2 separate regions of the Mus musculus genome follow, and region 2 is linked to region 1. A link is a contact called in ENCODE Hi-C or POLR2A ChIA-PET data. All regions are on one chromosome and are shown on one strand. The core of a region is the stretch at or near the end of the contact, and the rest is flanking DNA. Distances in the headings are between cores, read along the strand shown. Region 1 overlaps Sgms1 (sphingomyelin synthase 1). Region 2 overlaps Sgms1 (sphingomyelin synthase 1).

Region 1 (6,589 bases), core at 1,452-3,951:
GTTAGTTCTACAGCGTTTCCTGGGGAGGTTCTGACGCTTTCTGCTTTGCTGGTTGATGGAAGGTCTTCCCTCACTGAGCCCCCCCCCCTCCATCCTGCAGTACACGTGATTAAATGGTCTCATTCAGTAGCTCTGGCCTACCTGAAACTCACTGTATAGTACAGGTGTTAATCCTCCTGCCTCCTCCTGCCTCAGCTTTCCAAGCAGTAGAGACTATGGGCATACACCACCATGCCAAGAATTTCCTGGTCCACGTTTGTGTTTTTGTTATAGAAGCCCCCTTTCTTTGTGTGACTCTGGGTTGACGTGAAATAGGTTGAGATTTGATGGGCCCTGGCTGGTGTCTGCCTTTTCTGTGGCTGCTATAACAAATAACACAAACTGGATGGCTTTGAAACAGGAAGTTATCCTCAGTGTGGGGATTAGAGGTGACTGTGGGCCATCCTAATTCTTGCCCCTCTTCCTCTCAGCTATGGAGAAAGATCTACTCACTGCCTCGCAAGCATGCGCTGCCTTTTGGCATCCCATGATGCTATTCAGCTTGTGGTCTGATCATTCTGCCTTTACACTGTCCATGGCCTCACACTGCCCATCTCTCACCTGCCCCACATAAGGACACGGGTGCTCACACGCCCATATCTTCCCCAGAAGAGTCTCTCATGTGATAGTGGAGTCATTTCTGTGTCTTTCTGAATTCTTTTCTCACATTTTTTCCTCTGTAAAGCCAGATAGCCCCTCCACCCCCCAAAAACCAACCATTTCAAACCCGGTGCACACCAGAAAGAGATAAGCAGGAAAAAAAATAAGAAGCCTACTTCACTTATTTCATTTAAAGCAAGAACCACAACTAAGCGTTTTAAGTCATCACACACTATAAACAATCTAGCTAGTAAACTGCATGTTCTCTGTATGAGCACGGAGCTGGCAAGCAAGCAGGGTCTTGACACCGACAATGCCAGAAAATCTGACCCAGGCCAGTCTCTCCCTTTACAGCCAATCCCAGCAGCAAGGGCTGAACTGTTTAACAAAGCCCAGGGAATACACACCATTTACTAATCAGACGGTCTCATTCGTAAGTACGCCACTCTAACACGCAATTTTCAGCTGAGCAGCACAGCAGTTTGCCCAGAAAAGGCTCTTACTATCCGAAGGCTGGATGAATACATATGGCGAGTTGTTACTAGTGTCGAGTGAGTCTGAACAGATCTTTTAACTACCTCAGCTCCCACCTAAGAGCTACTAGACACCAAACAAGTACCCACAAGAATGCCAGAATAGCACACTGCACGCGAAGCTAACAAAGTATCCCCAAGGTTTCTGTGCTCAACAGTGTACTAAACACTATGCATCCATAAGGAAAGCAAGTTCTAACTAAGGAAGAGGGGAATTATATCTTATGTAATAAGCAAGTCCTACTTGGAAGTAGGGCATATGGAATGGAATGAATCAATGTGTGAAAAAGCAGATTAAGTCTGTGTCCAGTGTAAATTAAAGCAACAGCCAAACATCATGCAAGGAAGGCAAGGTCTTAAGGGCTGTGACAGACCTCGGGGAACCTGAGTATGACAGGGACTTGCTCTACCCCTGAGCATGTGCCTAGTGCCATTCATCCAAATCTTTAATAATGTTTATGCTTCCGATTTTTTATTATTTCTTCTTTCTTCTTCTTCTTGTTTTTTTTTTTTTTTTTTTGCTTTTTTGTTTTTTTGTTTGTTTTTCGAGACAGGGGTTTCTCTGTGTAGCCCTGGCTGTCCTGGAACTCACTCTGTAGACCAGACTGGTCTTGAACTCAGAAATCTGCCTGCCTCTGCCTCCCAAGGGCAGGGATTAAAGGCATGCACCACCACTGCCAGGCTCAGATGTTTTATTTCTTAATTATTGGAAAGTTGGAAGCTAGCCTGGCTTACAAAATGAATTTCAGGCCAGTTTGGGGTACATGGCAAGACGCTGTCTCAAACACACACACACACACACACACACACACACACACACACACACACACACACACAGGCACATGCATGTGCACACATATAACCACAGAATGTTCATGGCTGCACTATTTTTAAGAGAGTTTTTCCTCAAGTATTTCATCCATTTCATTACAATCCACTGCTGTGGTCTAGCAATAGAAGGTGCCCCTTCACCATGGAATACATGTCATTTGAATGAATGTAGCATGACTTACACACAGCAACCTGTCATAGGGTTCATTTTAAGATGTGTTTTCTTAGCACAGATAAGTAGACATATATACTTACATTTATATATGTACATGTCCAGAAACATAGAGATTCTTGTAGGAAGATGGGTAGACAATGGGAGAGAACACAGAATTCTAGCTTTTTACACAGGATTTATATGTCACAACTAGATGCCATGCTAGTCTTTGAAAAAAGTGAGAGCTGGAACACAGAGGGAAAGCAGAAAGAGGGAAAACAGAACAAGAATTGCCTAAGGATTCAAGTCCAGGGTGATATGTCCCTTTAAATGTGAGTGGCCACCTGGAACAGTGTCAGGCTGCCATGGGCTTACCATAGCCCATCTTCTTGGAAATCTCTGTTGCTGGGACACTGGATAAACCCTGTTAATACCAGTAGTCTTGGCAGGGCATCAAGGAAGATGGTGAACAGCTGCCTCCCTTAAGACCACAGCAGACATTTTCGCTACCAGTCCAGGGGGCAAGCTCCTTCCCTCTGGAGCCCTGAGACTTTCCTAAGTGCCAACACTCCAGTGCTCTTCAGAAAGACTCGGCAAGTCACCAAGATCTAGCAGAGCACACAGATGGACTCTTCAGGTTTGTTCCTACACATGGAGACTCAGGTTTCTAGAATACAGATTTAGAACAAAACCAAAACCAAACCTACCCTGATGGCTGTGGAGGCACAAGCCTTTAATCCCAGCACTCAGGAGGCAGAGGCAGGTGGTGATCGGTTGAGCTGGAGGTCAGCCTGGTATACAGTGAGTTCCAGGACAGCAGGAATACACAGTGAAAACCTATCTTGAAAAATCAAACCAGAAACAACAACAGAAAACATTTCCTAATATTGTAAACGCAGTTAAAGACAGCAACCATGAGCTCTAGAAAAGAGTCTGACATGGCCTGACCAATCTGCAGCTGGTTTCTAAAAACCCAGACTAGAAAGATGCCTGAAGTTCTTAGTTTGTCTGTGATACTAAGGCTCCTCTAAGGTCATGAGACTCAGTGTAGAAACCTTCCTGCTGTCACCTACTTGCCCCAGCCCCAACCTGGACACTATGAGAGGCTGCATTGGACTGAGGCATGAATGGCTCAGAGACCATTCAGAACTCAGTGCCCAAATATTAACATGCCGCCTCCCGGAAACGTCAACACCGAGATTTACTTACTAGCATTTACTCTGAGCTTCGTTCAAGGTGTTGAGTGTACTGGTCTTCCTATCGAAACGAAGGGACATGAGACAAATATTTAACTGAGATTTTAAGACCTAGATGCCGGGGTAAATAGCTCAGCTGGCAAAGAGCTCGTCACACAAGCAGAAGGATCTATGTTTGAAGCCTTAGCACTCCGTGAAGAGAGGTTATGAGAGACACTCCACTCTAACTTCTGGCTTCCACTCGAGGACACACAGCACATACACAAATAATACACCAGTAAGACTAAGTCCTGTGTGGTATAGGAGGCACTGACTAAGAACACTGTTTGCAGGACCACTCAGGAGGGAAATGTTCTCAATGCAGGGAAGTGCTGCAGGGGCTGCTGGGAGCTCCTCTCCGCCACAGTGAAATATCCCATATCTCTTGTGCTTCAGTGAGACAGTGGGCAGACAGCAGAAAGAAGAGACAGTGCACGGCGACTGTATGTTATTTCTCTTACTATTTTCAGCTCATTTCAGCTTAAATTGCTCTTGGCATTAAGAACCTGCTTTTCCTCATTATCTGAAGAGTTAGCAGTTTTCAGTTTGAAATGATGAATGTTCTACAAATAGACAGCGTCCATCACCGCTGTGAATTCCCACCACCACTGCTATGGTATGCATGTGTCATGCATTCCACAGGCTCCCGTGTTTAAAGGCCTTGGCCCTTGATCCCTTTAGGGAACAAGGTCTATAGGGGAAGTAGCTACTGGAGGGGGAATTCTTATGTGTTATATCCTGGCCCTGGCTCCCACCCTTTTAAGTTGTCTCTGTCGGGTATACTGTTATAGAAGTGAGAAAGTAACTAACTCCTACTAGACTGTACACTAGTAACTCCTGCTAGATTGTACACTAGTAACTACTACTAGATTGTATACTAGTAACTACTGTTAGATTGCTGCAATCTGGGGTTGGGAAATTTAGCTGAGTGGGAGACACTTGCCTATCAAGCAAAGGCCCCAGCTTTGGTCTGCAGCCAAAGAGGGGCTGGGTTGGAGGGCTGAGGTAAAGTTTAACTTCACCACTAAAAGAAAAGTGTTTTCTTTGTAAAATGAACTATAACCAGCAAATGAGCCAAGGAGAGAGAGAGAAAAGAATCCAGCCACGGCTGACCAGGGCAGGCTCTGTGAATAGTTTACCTTACCGAGGAGAGCTTGCCCGCTCCACCCTTGGCCGTTCCTACCATTTCCCCTTTCTGGGGCCAGAGGGCACTGAAGAAGGGAGACAGGTGGTTCGGGAGATAATGAAACTCCCAGTCAGCTGGGTAGTTTTAGCATTCCTTGTTGCATGGTCAGAAGGACCCAGTGCTTTGGGCACCCTGTTCCTTCACCTCCCCAGTTTCCTACGTCCAACTTCCCCCTAGTCCCTTCACGACCTCAGCTCCTCTGCACCGCGGTCAGAAAACTCAAGTTCAGGAAGGTAATTTGTTTTCTTTTCCTTTTCCAAAACCTTTCCTGACTCAACTGAAGTTGAAACAACAAGACAAAAATCAGACAGACTGTCTATGTACAATCACATATATTTTCTCCTGGTAACTTTAACATGGAAGAATCTTGTGAATTAAGAACTGGGATTATATATGACTTCTGACCCGTGGGTTTCGGTTGGCTCCAGCCAGTCTTGGAAAATAGTCTAGTTCTGGAATTGGAACAGAATTAGTACTCTTGTGTACGAGTTGCTTTCTTGGGAAATGATTAGGGACATGGAAAGTGCCTGTGGTGTTCCATATTGTAAGTTTTAATGAAGCTTAGATTCAGCAAGTGTCCTACACACTACAGTTATGCTTCGCTCGTTTGTTGGCTGGCTTGGCTTTACAAGATAGGGTCTCACCATGTAACACTGGCCTGGTCTCAAACTCACAGAGAACCTTCTACCTTTGTCTCATGAGTGCTAGGATTAAAGGCATGTGCCATCATGCCCAGCACGGCCCTGCTTTGGGGGTAATATATCTTAGATACATATGTACAGAAAGCAAGGATTTGAGTCTATGTCCTAATATCTCTTCTGACTTTATTCTGCATAATTTCACAGTTCAAATTTTGTAATAAGCATATTACTTTCATAATCAATAAAGGCTATAAAAAAATGGATGTCCTAAAGGTGGTGCCTTCCCCAAATAAAACTACACTCGAACACGTTATCTACCTACTCCACTCCAGAAAGCTCTCTGCACGTATGCGCTCATCCAGCGTGATAGGCAGAAAGTGAGAGGCAAGACCCAGTGAAGTGACAAGCTAAATTTAGCAGACAGATCTGAGCTACACTTCTCAACAACAACCCCTGAAATAGTCTGGTCTTACAAAACTAAAGTGCATAAGCTTGTCACTCAGGGCTTCCCAGGGCACTGAGTTCTATCGAATGCTCCCGAGAGTCACATGCTAGTAAATGAAGTGCCACTGTCTGCTATTGCACAATATCCTGGCACACAGCGCTTTGTGTCGCTACAAAACTCGGAATGCCCACAAATCAGAGGCAAAGGTCAACCTCCCTTCCTCCCCTTTTCTTTTTGTTCTTTTCCGTGTTGTTTTAAGCCAGGGACTCACTATGAAGTTCAGGCTGGGTTTCAAAGTGAGGCTCCAAGCCTGACTCAGCCTCTCAGGTGTAGGATTAAAAGTGTGTGCCATCATGGCCTGCTTAAGGTCAAGATCCAGAAACACACTTATTAACCACGGAAATCACAACAACCTCGCATAACAAAGACTCAAAGATTTGTAATAAAAACATTTTCTCCAGTAGACACTGAAATTATTAAATGTGTTTTGTAATGTGGAATTATCAAAGACTTTAGGTCATCACGCTGCACTGCTGAAGAGAAGGCGGCCCAGGAATGAGTGACGTAAGTCTCTTACTCCATGTCCAACCCACAGAGTTGCCAGGATTATCACTCTATTGCTTAGAGAGGCAAAGGCAAAATTTCTCTTTCTCCTACTTCTCCTTTCACAAAGTCTAAAAATAATTCCACTTGTCATAGTTTCACAATTTCTATGGAATTTTCTTTTAAACTTCCAGTCTTCTTTATGGCCTAACATCTTAAACACACACGCCCTTCCTCGGGGCAGCAATCTGTTAAGAGAGCAGAGATGGCTTCCTCGCTTGTGCTTTGAGTTAAACAGTGTAATCCAACCAGAGGGGAAATCTCAGGCTGGAAGGTAAACAGGATCTGAGGAAATCGCAACATCCCCTAAAGACAAAGCTTT
Region 2 (6,589 bases), core at 2,456-4,955, 64 kb after region 1:
ATTTGGAGAATCAGCCACCAGCTACTTACTCCCCAGCCTGACAGAAGGATAGGAGTGGGCAAAGGAACTCATACTGACCTCACCAAGGGAGCCTTGGGTCCGGAAGACCTCTGTCAATTGCCTTCTTGCAGGCTCAGCTCACAAAACCCCAAAGAAGGCCGCTGAGCCAAATGGAGGGAAACAGCCTATGTTTTATCTGTCATGCACACATCCTCCCAAGCCGCAGCCTGTGTCAACTTCCATAAAACTATCACAGTTTCATGTTTAAAACAAGAGTACTAGAACTTTTGAAGGAAAACAGGTCTTATTAAAAAAGAAAAGGCAGAAGTGGCTCCTGAGATACTGTTAGCCTCGTAAGCCTAGTGATAGCAGTTGTAATGTTACAGTTTTGTTATCTACATGTGGGCAGCACTTACTCTAACCTATCTGCTATCCATTACTTTGGTCTGAGAGCCAACACAGCCAAGTTTTCATCACTTATAATGTATAAGACTTCCCAGGTACTGGAAACCTTTCTGGAATGAAGAACAATTCCTTTTAAAACGACTTGAAAAGCATGCAGATTCTGGCATGGTTACGCTTGGGCCAGCTTGGCTTGCATGCATCCTTTGAAGTCTCAGGAACTTGGTACTTCCTAAACCTTTTGACTAGAATGCCCTTACCCCAAATGTAAGCAGGCTCAGCTCCTCGGCCACACCCATAGCTGGATGGTCCCTTCTCACTCACCACTTCAGGGACTCCCTACTTCACACGAGAACGTATATGTAGACAAACGCATGCGCACACAGTACATACCACGCCTGCTTCTCCCCCCCCCCCCCCCCCGCACTCTTATTAGATATATGCACACAGGCATTTTACTTAGTTATAGAGCTTACTATCTTTCTCCCACTGAGCCAAGTCCCAGACCACAGATTTCGGCCGTTTCCTTTTCTGTCTTCTGGTCTATGGTGATCACTGGTCTCTGTGCCTAAGCCAAGGCCTAGAACAGGAACTCTCGTTAGGTCCAGGGCTTCCTTGGCCAAGTACAGCCCACTGGTCTAAATAACCAGGGCTAGTCTGTGTCAAATATTTAGTCAACAAAGGAGAACGTGAAAAGTTTTCATTAACTAGTATGGTGAACAAGAGGGCTAAACCACTTGAAAATAAGAATTGAGAGGTCTCAGGTACTTGTCATAGATAGGCTGCCTATTTCAAAGAAAGAAAACAGAGGTTCTAAAATACCCTAGCTTAACAAACAAATACTCTTCTGTTCTTGCCTGTTTATATAGGGTCTTCCAGGGAAACTGTTATAATGTATAACAGAATGAGACTAAAAATGGGTTTTCTTGACCATCATTAATAACCACTGTTAACTACTTTAAAGAGACATGAAGATTAGTGGATGGCCAGCTCTCACTTGATACACACCAGCGTGGCCTCGGGTGAATGAGGATCATATCTGCCCAACACCAGGCCGATGCATCCATGCTGTTATCTACAGAGAAGACTGTTGCCACAAGCTCATTACAGAAGGACATTTAAGCCTATGGCAGAAATGCATGCATTGTACTGGGTAAAATAAATATGGACGATCACATATATATAAAACAATGATTTTAATTTTGTATCTTATTTTTAAAAGCATACATATTCACAGGAATAAGAACAGAAGCCTCCATACCAAACTATTGCCAGTGGCAACTTCTAAGTACTGCTTTTTAATTTTCTTTTTATTTTGTTTCCTGGTAGTATGAGAAAAGGACTTTTTATGTAGCCCTGGCTGTCCTGGAACTGGCTAAGCCAGCCTCAAAATCAGAGACCCACCTGCCCCTGCCTCCTGAGTGCAGGGAATAAAAAGTGTGTGCCATTTTCTTTAGGACACGCATGGCAGATTTTTATGTAGAATCAGATAAAGAGGGAAGCACTGAAACTGGTGGGGCACGCCTCTCATCATGGCACTGGGCAAGCATAGCCTGTTTCAAAACAGTTATGTATTAGTTAACAGGAAACAGGAGTAGGGAGAGGAGGGAGAGGGTGGTAAGGAGTGGAAGAGCAGCATTTCACTGTGACCAAGGACAGGTATACAAGCTAGAATTCTGAAATTTGTATAAGAATGGTAGAACCATCCTCCTCTGTGGGATGCTGAGGTCAAATTCCAGTCCCAACCTGCTATGTGACACAAGTACAAAAACAAGCTGACCCAATTGCAGCCACCATCCAGAGAAGCCTACACTGAGGACACAGCTCACAAGCAGACATACCTTCTAACCTAAATCTGAAATGCCGCGCCGCCGCCCCCCCCCGCCCCCCCCCCCCGCCCCCAAAAAGGAAGCAGCAGGGCCAATAGAAGCCACCACTTCTCCAAGGAGAATGCTGTCACCAGAGCTTCAGAATGCCCTTGTGTGGGTGTGAAATGTAAGGACATTCTCTGTAAGGCTGCCTCCTTAATGTCACTGCTGTGTGTAGCCAGTGAGGCAGAGTTGACCAGTCTGTGAAGTCAGAGAGCTAACATCAAGTATGGACTCCTTCATCCTCTAACCACATGATCTCAGGCAAGGTTCACCACGGCTTCAAGCCTCAGGTTGGTTCCTTTCAATGGCCTGCCATACCTAAGTCCAGGATTTTAGTAAAGATTTTAAATATTTATCAGTGGGACCGAAGATGTGGCTTCGTGACCAGGTACTCGACTGGCATAAAAGAGGGGCCTGGGTTCAATTCCCAATACCGGAGGTAGAAGGGGAAAAAATGGTTAAAGTATTTGTCAGGATGGATAGCCACTACTAACTCCTTAACATGCCTGAAGCCTAAGCACAAAGACTTTTAAAATCACGAGTCCCCTCATTTTAAACAAAGACAACAAAGTACGGATGTCATGCTCCTAAGATTCAAGTCTGAGTGCCTCAGGACAACTCCTCCGGCGAGATCCGACAGCCACTGAGTCCACACATGGCGTCCGGGTGGATGGCTTGGGGTTTGTTCCCATTTGGTCACCTCTACAGTACTGGGGTGTCACCCTGGGGCCTTGCGAAAGCTGCAGTCCCATGTGACCTCTATTAAAAAGGCTTCATCTGCTGAGATACTTTTGTGAACTACATAAGACCTCCAGAAAATACCGCGTCCTTTCCTCTCTAGCATCTGCTTCCCTAGCTTTACGCTGGACAAGGTCAGAATGACAGCAGCCACCACAGCAGAGCCTGCATCAGAAACAGAGTATATTTCAAATAAGTTCTCATGACAATAATCTCAGCAGAGCGATGAAAATAGTAAAAGGTGAAAGTATTAATATTTAATCCTAATATGATACAAAGTAAGACCGTTTGAAATAGGAGTAGCACATATTTTAAAAGTATAGTTCCACAAGAATTAAACAGATGTCTTAAAATCCAATCTCAAAAGAAGGAGGCAGCACACCGTACCATTTCCAGACAATGGAGTACAGTCCAGGTAACACACCTACCACCAGGTCCGAGGCAGCCTCAGGGACGAGCATGTTAAGTACAAAAGCCAATGGAAGCCTATTTGGAGGGCACCCACTGGCCAAGGTTCAACACCATCTGCTCTGTCCCAAGAGAAGTTGCCTGTGAGGTGTCCAGTCAGAAGTTCCCTGTCAAGAGCACCTGGCCAGAGTCAAGCTTATCACTGCTGCTTTCCTTTTTGTCCCCTCAGGCAACCGGAAGGACCATCAAAGAGGCTGAGTCAGAGCTAAGGAGTGACATTCCAGGAAAAACAACTGTCTGGCCTGTGGAAAGGACTGGCTCCACGCCCACTGAGCACCTGTCTCTGACTCAGGGTCATCCAGATAGGCATGGCAGGCTCAGGCCATGCTCTCCCTCGTTACCTCTGACAGCTACGGTTTCACATCCAGCAACTGGCTCTTTTACATGTGTGCTGGTTTCTCAGCCAGGGTCATGTCAGGTACTAAGTTTCCAAGCCAGACAATATGGTACACTCCTATGAACTCAAAGGTGATCTCAGACCAAAGGGACAGACAGTTTAAGGCTAACTTTGAAACTGCATCATAAAATCCCAAAGCTAACCCTAACCTTACACGTGCAGGAGGCTGGCTCAGTAACAGTAGCAGCATTATGAGGGTAAACAACTTGAAAAAGAGCTGCAGTAGCCCCTCCCCCACACCTCACATCTTGTGTCTCAGCTTTTTGATTTTGTACTTCCTTCATTTTTATTAGCATAAAGCACATATAATTCATTTTCCTTCATTAAAAACTAAATCCTTAACCCTTGTGGTAAGTTTAAATGAGAATGGCTCCCACAAACTCAATGTCAGGTCCCTAGTTGGCAGAACTGCTTTAGGAAGGATTAGGAGGTGTGGCCTTGCTGGAGCTATGTCACAGGGGTGAACTTTGAGGTTTCAAAAGCCCAGGCCAGGCCCATCTCTGTCTCCAACTTGAAGAAGGAGAAGAAAAAAGTAAGCTCTCAGCTACTGTTTCAGCAGGCAGGGCTGCCTACCTACACATGTTTCCACAAACTGTAAGCAAGCCCCCAATCAAATGCTTTCTTTTATAAGTTGCCTTAGTCCCGGTCTGCACAGCCAGAGCTACAGAAAAGTAACTAAACACTCAGCTTCTCTCTTCCTCTTTCCCTCCCATTTTATAATCCATAAGGCTCTAAATCTTTTTGAGGTTCATCTAAAGCCGATGGTGAAACGCAAGGCCATTCTAAGCCTCAATCACAAATTATCAAGACGCCATTCCTGAACCTTGCACTGAAATAACCAGTCTACTGAACATGACAACAGGCTTAACTCCCCCTCCCCTCTGGGTGCCAGGGACGGAATCTAGAGCATCACAGATGCCAGGCATGCGTGCGCTCAACTGCCCAATCACACCCACGCGTACTGAGAAGAGACAGCTCAAAGGACAAAGATGCTCCACTTTGGATAGTTGTAACATCTTTTAAGAGATCACGTTTGGCCCATCATGGTGGAGCAAACCTTTACTCCCAGTACTTGTGGGAAAGAGACAGGCAGATTTCTATAAGTTCACGACCAGCTTGCTGAGCATAACAAGTTCCAGGGCAGCAAAGGCAATACAAAGAAAGAAAGGAAAAAGGAAAGAAAGAAAAAGAGAAAAGAAATCATGTTCCACCTGCAATAACTAAAACCAGAGGTGCAAAAAAGCAGCTGTCCCAACTAACTATACTGAGACAAAAATGTTAAACCCTAGACCCCTCTTGCCACTGTAAAAGTATTCGGTTAAAGCTTCAGGTTAATGCAGAGATCTACATTTACGTAATATAAACCATACCACCTCTTAATAAAAACAACAGACGACCTATAAATCCAAAGCCCCATGGATTTATCTCAACAAGACGGAAATAATACATTCAAATTTCCACCAAGCCTCACCTTGCTTCATATGACAAAAGTCTCAGCTTACCTTGAAAATGAAATACTATTTGGAGAGTAAAACTGCTAGTGTTTACTCTGGGTACTAGTGCACCAGTCACCTGTCAGGGGTGCCAAAAAGAAGCGGACAGGCTGGGAGATGGAGCTGCAGGGCGGAGGACTTGCTGGGCACGGCTAAGTTCCTGGGGCTCAGTTCCCAGCACCACAAGATGAATTACAAAATAAGTAAATAAAATCAACAGAGAAAAATGGATTTGAAAATTATTTCTGGAGTAGCTCTTTTAAGACTTTCAAATGTGACTTTTCAAAGCCATACTTTGAGATTGTAGGTGGCCATTACAGCTGACCCCTCTTCTCCAGGTCTCCTTTAAAATAATAGTGCATCATGATAATGACAATCCATACAGTCAGGAACCCCAGAAGCCTTCCCACAGAAGACAAGGGACACCAGGGGCATTGTGCTGTGTGTGCTGGTAGGACAGAGTGACAATAGAGATTGAGGAGCTGAGGTACAGCCAGCAAGGGTTCCATCAGGACTAAGGGACAGGATTCCAAAATAGCAGCCAGCCTAAAAATCTACAGAATGTCTGGATTCTTACCTTCTACCATTTACAAAAATTAAGTCAAAATGGATTTGAGTTGTAAAAAGTAAGAATTGAAACTAAAATTCCTAGAAGAGAATAATACAAGCACAAGACTTCACGGCAAGCAATTTGCCAATGGAGCTCTTGGATATGATGCCAAGAGCCCAGCCAACAAAGCAAAGCATACCAGGGTTAAATGGCAAGGAATCAATAAACAGAGTGAAAGATGGACTGCATTTGCAAACCACACATCTGAAAGAAATGGACAGCCAAATGTGAAGATCTCTTAGCATATAACACTGAAAAATCCAAATAACCAAAAATAGACAGAGCACAGTGCACTTGCACAGACGTCTGATAAGCAAATGGTCAACTGTACATGAATGTATGTTCAACATCACTAAGCATCAGGTGAAGCGAGACAAAAGCACAGGCAGAAGCGGCCTCCCACACATAAGAACAGCCATTAACAAACCCAGACAATAACAAGTGGTGACAAGTGTCACCTGACCTTTTTGCTGTTTCGTGGGTTCCTTTTTCTTCCACCTTTCTCCACCCTTCTTCTCCCTCCTCCCTTTCAACCCCCTAACACCAGGTAGGAGAGAAGGAAGGCTAGAGAGGAAGGGGACACAATGTTGTTAGAGTACTTCCTGCTCAT

What was found. A loop is a pair of places that touch in the nucleus more often than their neighbours do. ChIA-PET counts read pairs that join two places held with the same protein, here RNA polymerase II (POLR2A).
Region 2: POLR2A ChIA-PET joins it to region 1 with 17 read pairs in embryonic stem cell. The contact joins two enhancer-like sites. A Hi-C loop is called at or near these places in 1 of 37 maps with a recorded cell type or tissue (gastrocnemius). POLR2A ChIA-PET finds 5 or more read pairs at or near these places in 4 of 5 experiments (Patski and embryonic stem cell).

The regions. Positions count from the first base shown.
Region 1 is chr19:32,175,682-32,182,270 of GRCm38, forward strand. The region is part of intron 5 of Sgms1 (sphingomyelin synthase 1); the gene reads right to left. Among named protein-coding and RNA genes, the nearest start is that of Asah2, 76 kb to the left of the region's middle. Within about 2 kb of position 2,702, at least 1 of the 3 ENCODE cell types and tissues checked has a DNase peak (open chromatin) inside an H3K27ac peak, as active enhancers do; it is gastrocnemius, where a contact is called at or near this core.
Region 2 is chr19:32,238,665-32,245,253 of GRCm38, forward strand. The region is part of intron 4 of Sgms1 (sphingomyelin synthase 1); the gene reads right to left. Among named protein-coding and RNA genes, the nearest start is that of Asah2, 140 kb to the left of the region's middle. Within about 2 kb of position 3,706, at least 1 of the 3 ENCODE cell types and tissues checked has a DNase peak (open chromatin) inside an H3K27ac peak, as active enhancers do; it is gastrocnemius, where a contact is called at or near this core.